Regions from separate parts of the Homo sapiens genome. Here region 2 is linked to region 1. The links are chromatin loops, found by intact Hi-C in ENCODE. Cell type or tissue: Panc1. All regions are shown on one strand. Each heading gives the region's core, and the rest is flanking DNA. Links, peaks and the distances in the headings are about the cores only. Region 1 has its middle 6.8 kb from the start of RBMXL1. Region 2 holds the start of LOC107985744 (a long non-coding RNA gene).

Evidence for each region. A loop is a pair of places that touch in the nucleus more often than their neighbours do. Peaks named below come from ENCODE experiments on the same cell type or tissue, not always from the same donor. Only the 100,000 strongest peaks of a DNase experiment are listed, where the experiment ranks them.
Region 2: a loop joins it to region 1, with 7 times the contacts of the local background. A loop is called at or near these places in 23 of 110 quality-filtered maps.

The regions. Positions count from the first base shown.
Region 1 is chr1:88,996,705-89,002,090 of GRCh38, reverse strand. No RefSeq gene overlaps it. Among named protein-coding and RNA genes, the nearest start is that of RBMXL1, 6.8 kb to the right of the region's middle. In Panc1, for the core only: CTCF peaks have their summits at 2,987 and 3,197 (motif pointing left); a DNase peak (open chromatin) is centred at 3,170; H3K27me3 peaks cover 443 bases.
Region 2 is chr1:89,769,421-89,774,806 of GRCh38, reverse strand. LOC107985744 (a long non-coding RNA gene) reads right to left here and starts at 2,886. Exons shown (of 3, transcript XR_001738140.2): 1 at 1,989-2,886. In Panc1, for the core only: no CTCF peak of the experiment used is centred there; no DNase peak of the experiment used is centred there; H3K27me3 peaks cover 1,605 bases.

The DNA of each region.
Region 1 (5,386 bases), core at 140-5,139:
AATCCATATCATCTGACTTCTGATTTAGTGCTTTTCTTTAATATCTCCAGGAATCAAATAAAGCTCACTGTCCAAGGAGGCATGTTGCTTTCACCAGTGCTCCTCAATCCTGATATGCATTAAAATCACCTTATTAAGTATAAAGATTCCCTGGCCCCTACCCTTCCTCTGACTTTCTGACATAGTAGGTCTGAGAGTGTCATTGAGTGCAACAATGACAAGAAAATGGCAATGCAATGCTATGATTTTCTTGCATTGTTCCTGGATCTACAACCAGGAGTACTGGCCATTGGGAGCCTGAATAAGTTGGCTCTGGAATCCTTTTGGAATGACCCTGTAGCCTTCTCACTATCTGTATGACAAGGTGCTTCAGGTTTCCCTTATTCATTTCCTGTTTGCTGAAGCTACCATAGCTTAAGGCCTAAAATTGCTGGCCTGTATGGTATGTGTCTCTGTGCCAAAAATATTTTCAGTTTACAGAAGTATTTCTTCTCTTGTTTAAGTAATAAGTTGCTAGTTTTCCTTCTCTGAGTTTAGTGAAAGGAAATACAAGCTCCTCTGATCCACAGGGAAGGAGCACATCAAACACTGAGATCCTGACAAAAAAAAAGAAAAAAAAAGGCAGAAATCCCTCAGTGAAACCTGTCCAATCAGTCTTACAAATGACCAGGCTCAAGAATCAACAAAGCCAAATAAAGTGTTTCTACCAAAAAAATTTTAAAAAACATCAAGATTTAAGAAATACTTTTAATCTTTGATGCATTAAATAGTAAAACTAAAAATCAACATTTCAACATTCTGACAACTCTATGTGTATAACTTCTGCAACTCAAATGGACTAATTTCTGAAAAAAGCACAAACAAGCAACTAAAACTCACCCAAGTTAAAATAGATAACCTGAACTGTCATATAATTTCTAAAGAAACTGAAATGGAGTAAAAAAGTTAAGAATCTGAAAAACAAATCTCCACATCCAGATAGTTCCTCTTGACTGGCAAACCTTACTAAGCATTTTTTAAATAATTCCAATTCTTAATAATTTCTTTCAGAAAATATAAAAGGGAACATTTCCCAATTCATTCTATGAGCACAGCATCATCCTGATAACAAAATTAAACAAATACAGTACAAAAGTAAACTACAGACCATTATCCCTCATAAACATAGATGCAAAAATCCTCTACAAACTATTAACAAATCAAATCCAGCAATATAGAAAAATAATGCACACCAATCAAGTGGGATTCATCCTGTGGATGTAAAGCAGTTCAAAAATCAACTAGTGTAATTCACCACACTAAAAGTCTAAAGAAGGAAAAAAAATCACATGGTTATATAAATAGATAAAGAAAAAGCTTGATAAAATATGACAGTCATTCATATGAAAACTCAGCAAATAGGAGTGGAAATGAACTTCTTCAAACCGATCAAGGGCATCTGCAAAAACTCTACAGCTAACATCATACTTGATGAAACACTGAATCTTTTGCCCCTCAGATCTAGGAACAACACAAGAATGTTCACTCTCACCACTCCCATTCAACATTACATCGGAATTGTTAGTACAATGGAAGTGTTAGTGCAATTTGGGAAGAAAAGGATATAAAAGGCATATAGATCAGAAAGCATCAAATAAAACTGTCCTTATTTGCAGGCAACATTATTGCCTATGTAGAAAATCCCAGGTAATCTACAATAAAACTCTTAGAACTAATAAATGAATTTAATACAGTCAAAAGATACAAGGTCAGCACACAAAAATCAACCTTCAACAGTTTCTATATATAAGCAAAGAAAAACTGGAAACCAAAATTTTAAAAATGATACTATTTACAATAGCTACAAAAAAAGGAAACAAATAGATATAAATCTAACAAAGCATGAACAGGATCTGTATATTAAAACTACTCTAAGACCAAGAGACTGTCAGGATGGATCACAATTCCTGTATCTCCTTAGATTCCATCACCCTGTAGTTCTTATAATGCTCCTTCTACTCACAATAGAAAAGAAGGCTCAAGACCTTCTTTCTAGAGTTAGCCTTAACAAAGACTAACTTTAATGTTCTCCCATGTTTTATTATATAGATTTCCCCCCCAGTCTAACTCTAAAACAGTCCTTTTAGGAAGTTAGGTAAGACTACATAGAAAACAGCAATTGCTTAGGCTAGAGGAATTTATTCATTCAAGATAGTTGTTATCTACAAGATTCTCCGCCAAGGACTAGGAAACATGGTTGTGTTTCTCTCTTAAAGAGCTTAAAGTCTATGCTGAATACATATATTAAACAAATGAAAGAAAATTAAATACCCAGGAAATTGAGGGGAGAGCACATCTATGATTTAGGAAGGAGTTAATCTAATCCCCCTATAACAAGATAGTTCACACAGCTCTTTAGTATGTCTTAGCCCTATTTCACCTTATCAGTTAATTAGAGAAAAGAAAGAAAGAGAGAAAGAAAAGAAGGAAAGGAAGGAAGGAAGGAAGGAACGAAGGAAGGAAGGGAGGGAAGGAGGGAGGGAGGGAGGAAAGAAAGAGAGAAATCCAGTAGGGCATGGTAGTGTGTGCCTATAGTCCCAGGTACTCGAGAAGCTAAGGAGGGAGGATTGCATAAGGCCAGGAAGTCGAGACCAGCCTGGGCAACAGAGCAAGACCTGCCTCTTAAGAAAAACAAAAACAAAACAAAAAACAAAACAAAAAAAATCCTTGGAAATCTCTAAGGAAGCTGAGCATGGTGGCATACGCATGTAATCTCAGCACTTTGGAAGGCTGAGGCAGGAGGACTGCTTGAGCCCAGGAGTTCGAGGCTGCCATGAGCTATGATCCCACCACTGCACTCCAGCCTAGGCAACACAGCAATGAGACCCTGTCTCTAAAAAATAAAAAACAAATTTAAACAAATCAAAATTGGGAGAAGGGAGACGGGAAAAGAAAGAACCTATTACTTTGACCCAAACACAACTTCAAAATAATAATAATAATAATAATAATAATAGATATGAGCCCTGGCTATGTTGCCCAGGCTGATCTTGAACTCCTGGGCTCAAGCGATCCTCCCACTTCGGCTTCCCAAAGTGCTGGGATTACAGTTATGAGCCACTGCACCTGGCCCCAAACACAACTTTAATAGAGCAACATGCAGTCAGCATCCCTACCCAGTTGAATGAACTGGGTAAGTGAAAGAAATTAAGAAAGCAATGAGCACCATCTAGTGGCCAGAATTTTTATTTTTCCTCACAATATTTAATCACTACCTTACATTACTGATGAGTTTGTTCAAACTTACTGCCTGTCTCCCCTCCCTACTAGAAAATAAGGTCCAGTGGGCAGGGTCTTTGTCTTTTTTGTTCCTCACAGCATCAGTAGAGTCTAGAAAGGTTGCCAGGCACATATACATATAATAAATAATTTTTTTAAATGAATGAACATCTTATATACACTTTATTATCCCAACTCCATTCCTAACACTTCTCCCTGAAAGTTTACAATTATTAAACATCATATTGATTATTTCACGAGTTTGATAATTATTTATATTCTTGTGCTATTTATAATAGAATCTTCTCCCTCTACTCCCCACAAAGGATTTCATCAGTATCCCTTCTTTAAAGACCTAGAAAAGCTGGTGTTGATTAATATTCCTAACATTGCTCTAGGGATCTAACTGGCATGAAGCATCTAGCACTATCTTTGGGCCAGCATTGTGAACACTGCTGCAATAAACATGGGGGTGAAGCCATCCCTTTGATATACTAATTTCCTTTCTTGTGGGTATTTACCCACTAGTGGGATTCCTGGATGATATGGTAGCTCTGTTTTTAGTTTTTGTTGTTTTGTGTTTTTTTTTTTTTTTTTTTTTTCAGGAACCTCCAAGCTATTCTCCATAGTAGTTGTACTAATTTACATTCCTACCAACAGTGTACGAGGTTTCCCTTTTCTCCACACCCTTGCCAGCATTTGTTATTGCCTGTCTTTTGAATGTAAGCCATTTTAACTGGGGTGAGATGATATCTCATTGTAGTTTTTATGTGTAATTTGCATATTTTGAACCAACCTTGCATCCCAGAAATAAAGCCTATTGGTTATGGTGGATTAGCTTTTTGGTGTTGCTGGATTTGATTTGTTAGTATTTTGCTAAGGACTTTTGTGTCTGTAGTCATCAGGGATGTTGGCCTTTAGTTTTCTCTTTTTTTTTTTTTTGAGACGGAGTCCTGCTCTGTCGCCCAGGCTGGAGTGCAGTGCCTGGATCTCGGCTGACTGAAAGCTCCGCCTTCCGGGTTCAGGCCATTCTCCTACCTCAGCCTCCGAGTAGCTGGGACTACAGGCGCCCGCCACCACGCCCGACTAATTTTTTTGTATTTTTAGTGGACACGGGGTTTCACCGTGTTAGCCAGGATGGTCTCGATCTCCTGACTTCGTGATCCGCCCGCCTCGGCCTCCCAGAGTGCTGGGATTACAGGCGTGGGTCACTGCGCCCGGCTGAAGTTTTGTTTTTTTGCTGTGTCTCTGCCAGGTTTCGATATCAGACTGATGCTGACCCTCAGGGGTTAGTAAGGAGTCCCTCCTCCTTGATTTTTCTGGAATAATTTCAGTAGGATTATTGACAGCTCTTCTTTATACATCTGGTAGAATTCGGCTGTAAATCCATCTGGTCCACAGGTTTTTCTTGTTGGTAGGTTTTTTAGTACTGATTCAACTTGGATCCCATTATTGGTGTGTTCAGGATTTCAATTTCTTCCTAGTTCATTCTTGAGAGGTTATATGTTTCTGGGAATTTACCCATTTCTTCCAGGTTTTCTAGTTTGTGTGCACAGAGGAGTTCATAATAGTGTCTGGGTATTTTTTTTTTCTGTAAGGTCAATGGTAATGTCATATTTGTCATTTCTGATTGTGTTTATTTGGATCTTCTTTTTCCTTATTAATCTAATAGTCTTTAAATCTTATTCTTCCAAAGAAACAACTTTTGGTTTCATTGATCTTTTGTATGGATTTTGCATCTCGATTTCATTCAGTCTGCTCAATTTTGGTCATTTCTTTTCTTTTGCTAGTTCTGGAGTTGATTTGCTCGTTTTTCTAGTTCCTGTAGGTGTGATGTTAGGTTGTTCATTTGAGATCTTTCTAACTTCTTGATGTAGGCGTTTAGCACTATAAACTTTCTTCTTACCCCTGCTTTAACTGTGTTCCAGAGATTCTGATATGTTGTATCTTTGTTTTCATTAGTTTGAAAGACTTTTTTGATTTCTGCCTTAATTTCATTGTTTACCCAAACATCACCCAGGAGCAGGCTGTTTAATTTCCATGTAATTTATAGTTTTAAGAGATCTTCTGGGTATTGATTTCTATTTTTATTGTGCTGTAGTACTAGAGTGTGGCTGGTATTATTCCA
Region 2 (5,386 bases), core at 248-5,247, 770 kb before region 1:
CTGAATGGTTTGTGGCATATGTGAGCTACATGTCACATTCAGTGGCAGGCAGGATCATTAGAAAGCAGCAGATTAGCCGGGCATGGTGGCTCACGCCTGTAATCCTAGCACTTTGGGAGGTCAAGGCAGGCAGATCGCCTGACCTCAGGAGTTCGAGACCACCCTGGGCAACATGGTAAAACCCTGTCTCTACTAAAATACAAAAAATCAGCCGGGTGTGGTGGCACACACCTGTAGTCCCAGCTACTTGGGAGGCTGAGGCATGGAGAATCACTTGAGCCAAGGAGGCGGAGGTTGCAGTGAGCAGAGATCATGCCACTGCACTCCAGCTTGGGCTACAGAGTGATTGATACTTCATCTAAAAAAAAAAAGAAAGAAAGAAAGAAAGCAGCAGCAGATTAGTCAATGCCAGAGAGTGATCTACAGTGGCTGCACAGTGGCATAATTCCATGGGTCAGTTTAGGGACAGGACAGCCATGCTGTTGTTGCTTGACAGGCAAGGGTGCCAGGACCACTATTTCCCGGTATCATACACAGGAGAACCTTACATACATGGTACCCGCTGGCAAACCAGAAATCCAGAGAAATGTGAATTCTGGCACTAGCATTGAAAGTGTAATCTACCTACAAATGGCAGCCTGGCCTTGTGCTTCTCTTAAACATGAAGTGGTTACAATTCAGATTGCTTACCAGTGCTTGCATTTGTACTGCATTATCCAGCAGTGACCTCACCAGCATTTTCATGTAGACGGCTGCTGATAAACAGCAGTAAGATGTATCTTCCAATGTAAGTTTTTTGTATGACGCCTTGATATCCTGAATAGCACCAGAAAGCACTTTCATCCCACAGAAGATGGACTGGGAAATACTGCACTCCAGGTGCAGGAGCAGTGCATCTGCACCTCTAATCCATGGCATCGCGAAACAGCTCCACTAAGCATCCAAGACATCCAGCAGTGGCCACTACCATTTCCCTCCCCAACTGGCATGATTTGGTTTTGTCATCCATGTTAGTAATTGAATAAGTATGTGCTTAATAAATGTTTAATAAATGCATAAAATAGGAATAAACCAATAACTTCAAATATCTAAAATTCTTAACCTATGCCAACGTTGTGGTTCTGAGGGATCATACCTACCTGATTATATGCATTTCTTTGCAATAATGGCCTCATCATCTGCACACATCTTTGCTTAGCCAATTACATAGGTTTGCTCTCTGCCTATGTCAACTCTAACTAGAAAAACACAATTATGGATGTTAGAAAAAATCTTTTTAAGGGTGGTTTTATATGAACAACAAATATATTTCATTAGAATGTGGGCCTTGGTTAAAGGAAAACATTGCAGACCCATGCAAACCCTGCTTGTCTCTTATCTCTAAGGATCTATCTAAGCCACAGGTGGAGCTGGTTTCCTAGAGCCCAGGAGTATTTCTTTCTCTCCTTCCCTACTCAGTGACATCAAGAACTAATAAAACCTTTTTCAGTTGTGTGACTCCAGGTCCACAAGGCCCAAACTATTTCACTTAGTATTTTCCCTGAGAGAATGTCCAGGAAAATTTCTAGTAGACTTCTGGACATTGGTCAAAGATGTCACCCCAGACCCATGATTCCCTTATAAATGGTACACATTCAAGAATATGTAAAAGTCCTTAAGAAATTAGGTTACCCTATTTTTGGTAAGCCTTGCATAACATTTTCTGACTCTCTCTCTTCCTTCCTTCTTTCCATATATTTATTAATTCAACAAATACCATTGAGCATCTATGATATGCAAGTTGCTGATGAGGAACTGAGGATTCAGCTGAGAATATTAAGAAGGTCTTTGCCTCCATGGGGTTTACATTCCAGTGAGAAGGTCAGGTAATGAACAAGTAGACAAATTAATTACTTCAGCCTATAAGCACCAAGAAGATAGTACACAGAGTGCTGTGATAGAGAATAACACAGGGAAAGCATGTTATTTTCATGCACTGAAATACATACCTGGACAACTATCTGCAGGTGTGTGAATAACACTGAGCTAGTCTTTTGGGGGCAGCCCCAGAAGGAGAAAGCTTGGGTCAGTCTTCCCGGTGAAGGAGGAAAAAGAAAACTGAAAATGCCAGGGCAGTTTATCCTGTGAAGAATTCAGAGAGAAATGAGAATCTTTTAGGTTCTCTAAGGTCCATGAGGGCACGGACATCCGTCTTGCTCATCATGGAATGTCCAGTGCATAGCGCTGTGCTGGCACACAGAAAAAGTTCCCAAAGCAGTAACAGATGAAAAACCCAACAGATCCTGAAAAGCGTACATTAATGGAATTGCTTCTTTCTTTTGTCTTAGGTAGAAGAAAATCCCACAGTATTCTGAGTGATAAGTCTTGATGCCCAGAACCCTTTCCAAACATAGCAGACTGGGATGGCTCTGGGCATGCCCTTAGTAAGGCCCTTAGTAAGGAGTGGCAACAGGCTCAGGGACGCAAGCACAGTCTTCCTCACAGCGTCCTCCAGGAGGCCAAACCACCGGAGTATACTCTTTAGAAATATCAAGACACTGGTGCTGGCTGATTGCTGATTGGGTGTTTGAGAAAGGATTATCTCTTGGGTTCAGATTGCTGTTTACCAGAAGAAAATGAATACTCTTGATCCATTCCACAAAGGGTTCATTAGGAAAATACATTGCCCTATTATAGCATTTACTGTCTTGTAAATTATTTGTGCACACGTCAGTCTCTTACTCCAACAGACCATAAACTTCTTTTGTGGCAGCTTTAAAATATGATGGGCAGAAGAGATTAAGTCTTGTCTTGAAGCTGCATTTTCATAATAAGCATATGTCTTGAAATTATAGGTCTTAGATCAATAAAGACAACTTTTTTTTTTTTTTTAAGACAGGGTCTTGCTCTGTCACCCAGGCTGGAATGCAGTGGTGCAATCTTGGCTCACTACAGCCTCTGCCTCCCAGGTTCAAGCCATCCTCCCACCTCAGCTTCCAAAGTAGCTGGGACTTCAGGTGTGCACCAGCACACTAGGCTAGTTTTTATTTTTTTATAGAGGTGAAGTCTTACTATTCTGTGCAGGCTGGTCTCCAACTCCTGAGCTCAAGTGATCTTCCCACCTCGGCCTCCCAAAGTGCTGGAATTACAGGTGTGAGCCACCATGCCAGGCAGCATTTTAATTTTTTCGTTAAGATTTCTCACTTTTTGTTTGTTATTCTCATCCTCATCATGTTACCTGGGTGGCTTTGGGGTAACTGCTGAAGATTATGGTCAGGCTACCCGCCTCTCCAGATTACTCCCCCAAGGCGAATCTCCCCCTCTCCAACCCCTTTCTTGTTGATCTTTTAAATCCCCAATGTTTAGCACTGTAGCTTAGTGATTGTTGCATTGAGTATAAACACTAATAATAAAGAAATAATTTAAAAGGCACAGAATATAGGTGTTAATCTTATCTTCTAATACTTGTATTTTGAATGTACAACAAGCTGCAACAGGATAATCACGCTTAATTCAAAAATTCAATTTTTTTTTTTTTTTTTTTTTGAGACGGAGTCTCGCTCTTGTTGTCCAGGCTGGAGTGTAGTGGCGTGATCTCAGCTCACTGCAACCTCTGCCTCCAGGGTACAAGCGATTCTCGTGCCTCAGCCTCCTGAGCAGCTGGGACTACATGCACATACCACCATGGCCGGCTAATTTTTGTATTTTTAGTAGAGACGGAGTTTCACCATGTTGGCCAGGCTGGTCTCAAACTCCTGACCTCAAGTGATCCACACGCCTCAGCCTCCCAAAGTGCTGGAATTACAGGCGTGAGCCACCGTGCCTGGCCAAAAATTCATTTTATTTTATTTTTTTTGCCATGGAAAAACACTCTTGTTTATTTGATTAAACAAAAATAAAATAAGCTGCATAGGAACAATCTTCTCTCCCAAACGGGGTCTATGGCAGCTGCAGGGGAGACACTAGGGAGGCATATTGTCCTAGAATAGTGCATTTAAAATCCACTTCATTTGTGTGAACTGGAAAGATCTCTTAAAAGTGGGCTGCAGTCAGACATTTATAACTGCTGTTCCTGTCCTTCTTCTCCCAACCAAACTGCTTTGACCCCAAAGCCTCCAAAACCTTCTGTCGAGACAAGTGCAAGAGGTGGAGACTAAAGAGCCCCTGGAGATGAATAAACTGTCATTTCACCAGGACCACTGATGAAATCCCCATAAGCTTTCCTTCCCCAGGATACAGCATTAGAGAAAGGAACTGGGCTTAAATGATTATCGCTGGGCTGCTGCCAAGAGAGGAAATCATATTCCTGGCTTAATAAAAAAAAATAAAATGTAAGTTGAATCTAAATGAAATATAATTCAATTCCCTTTTTATCCAAGTGATTTAGATGGGCAAAGGATAGGGGCTCTGCTAAGAGCAAATTAAATGAATCCTCTGACACATCACAGTGGCTTTTAGGGCAGCACTGGGCGTGGGCTCTTGAACGGGGAGGTAAGGGCAGTCCCCAGCCCCTAAGGCACATATCAGAACACACAATGAGAGAGGGAGGTGAGGTGAGGTAAAGCCTTACCCTATTGATATTCCTGTCTGTTGTAAACAGTGAGGAGTCACAGAAGGTTCTTGAGTAAGGGTCTTGGACATGACCAAAGTAGAACTTAGGAAGCTAACCTCATCACATCTCAATAAATACTTGTCGGGTTAATGAATGAATGATTCAGAGTAATATCAAGACAAAGACATGAATCTGGCCACTTAGGAATATGGATTTCACTAACGCCCAGTGAAAAACGATCAGAAAGTGATATCAGATCAATATCATTATTAAAGTTTTAAGTTATTTATGGCTTTCTAATAGGTTCTTCTTAATGTAACAAAAGTGTTGAACAAATGTGACACGTGGAATGTGATAAAAACACAACTTGACTTTTGTTCTTATTGATCCTATAAAGTTTATTTTGTATGGTAATCTTTTCCTGCCTTGGATGAATACAGTTCACCCCAAGGTAATTTACAGTCTGTCCTGTGGTCATTTTAAGTCACAAACACAGCCCAATACACACATTAGAATACTGAGCCGTGGAAAAATCTAAAACCTTGAATTTTATTTAATGTTGAATTGTATCCCATTCTTGGGCAGCCCCAGTATGAGCTGGCTGCCTGCAGTGAGAGAGGAAGGCTTGATCCTTCATTTCTCCTTTCCTGCTCCTCTTCCTCATTAGGCTTGCCCCTAGGTTTGGGACATAAAGAGAGGAATCAAAAATAGTAGAAGGGAATTTTCTTACTCAGCTCTATCTGCCATAATTTGGCTTTGTGCTGAGTGTGGCTGACGTTTAAAGCTGATATTCTCTTGAGCACTCTTTTGGGGGGTACCCGCTCTGTGGGATCTCTGGAGCTGTGTTGATGCCCC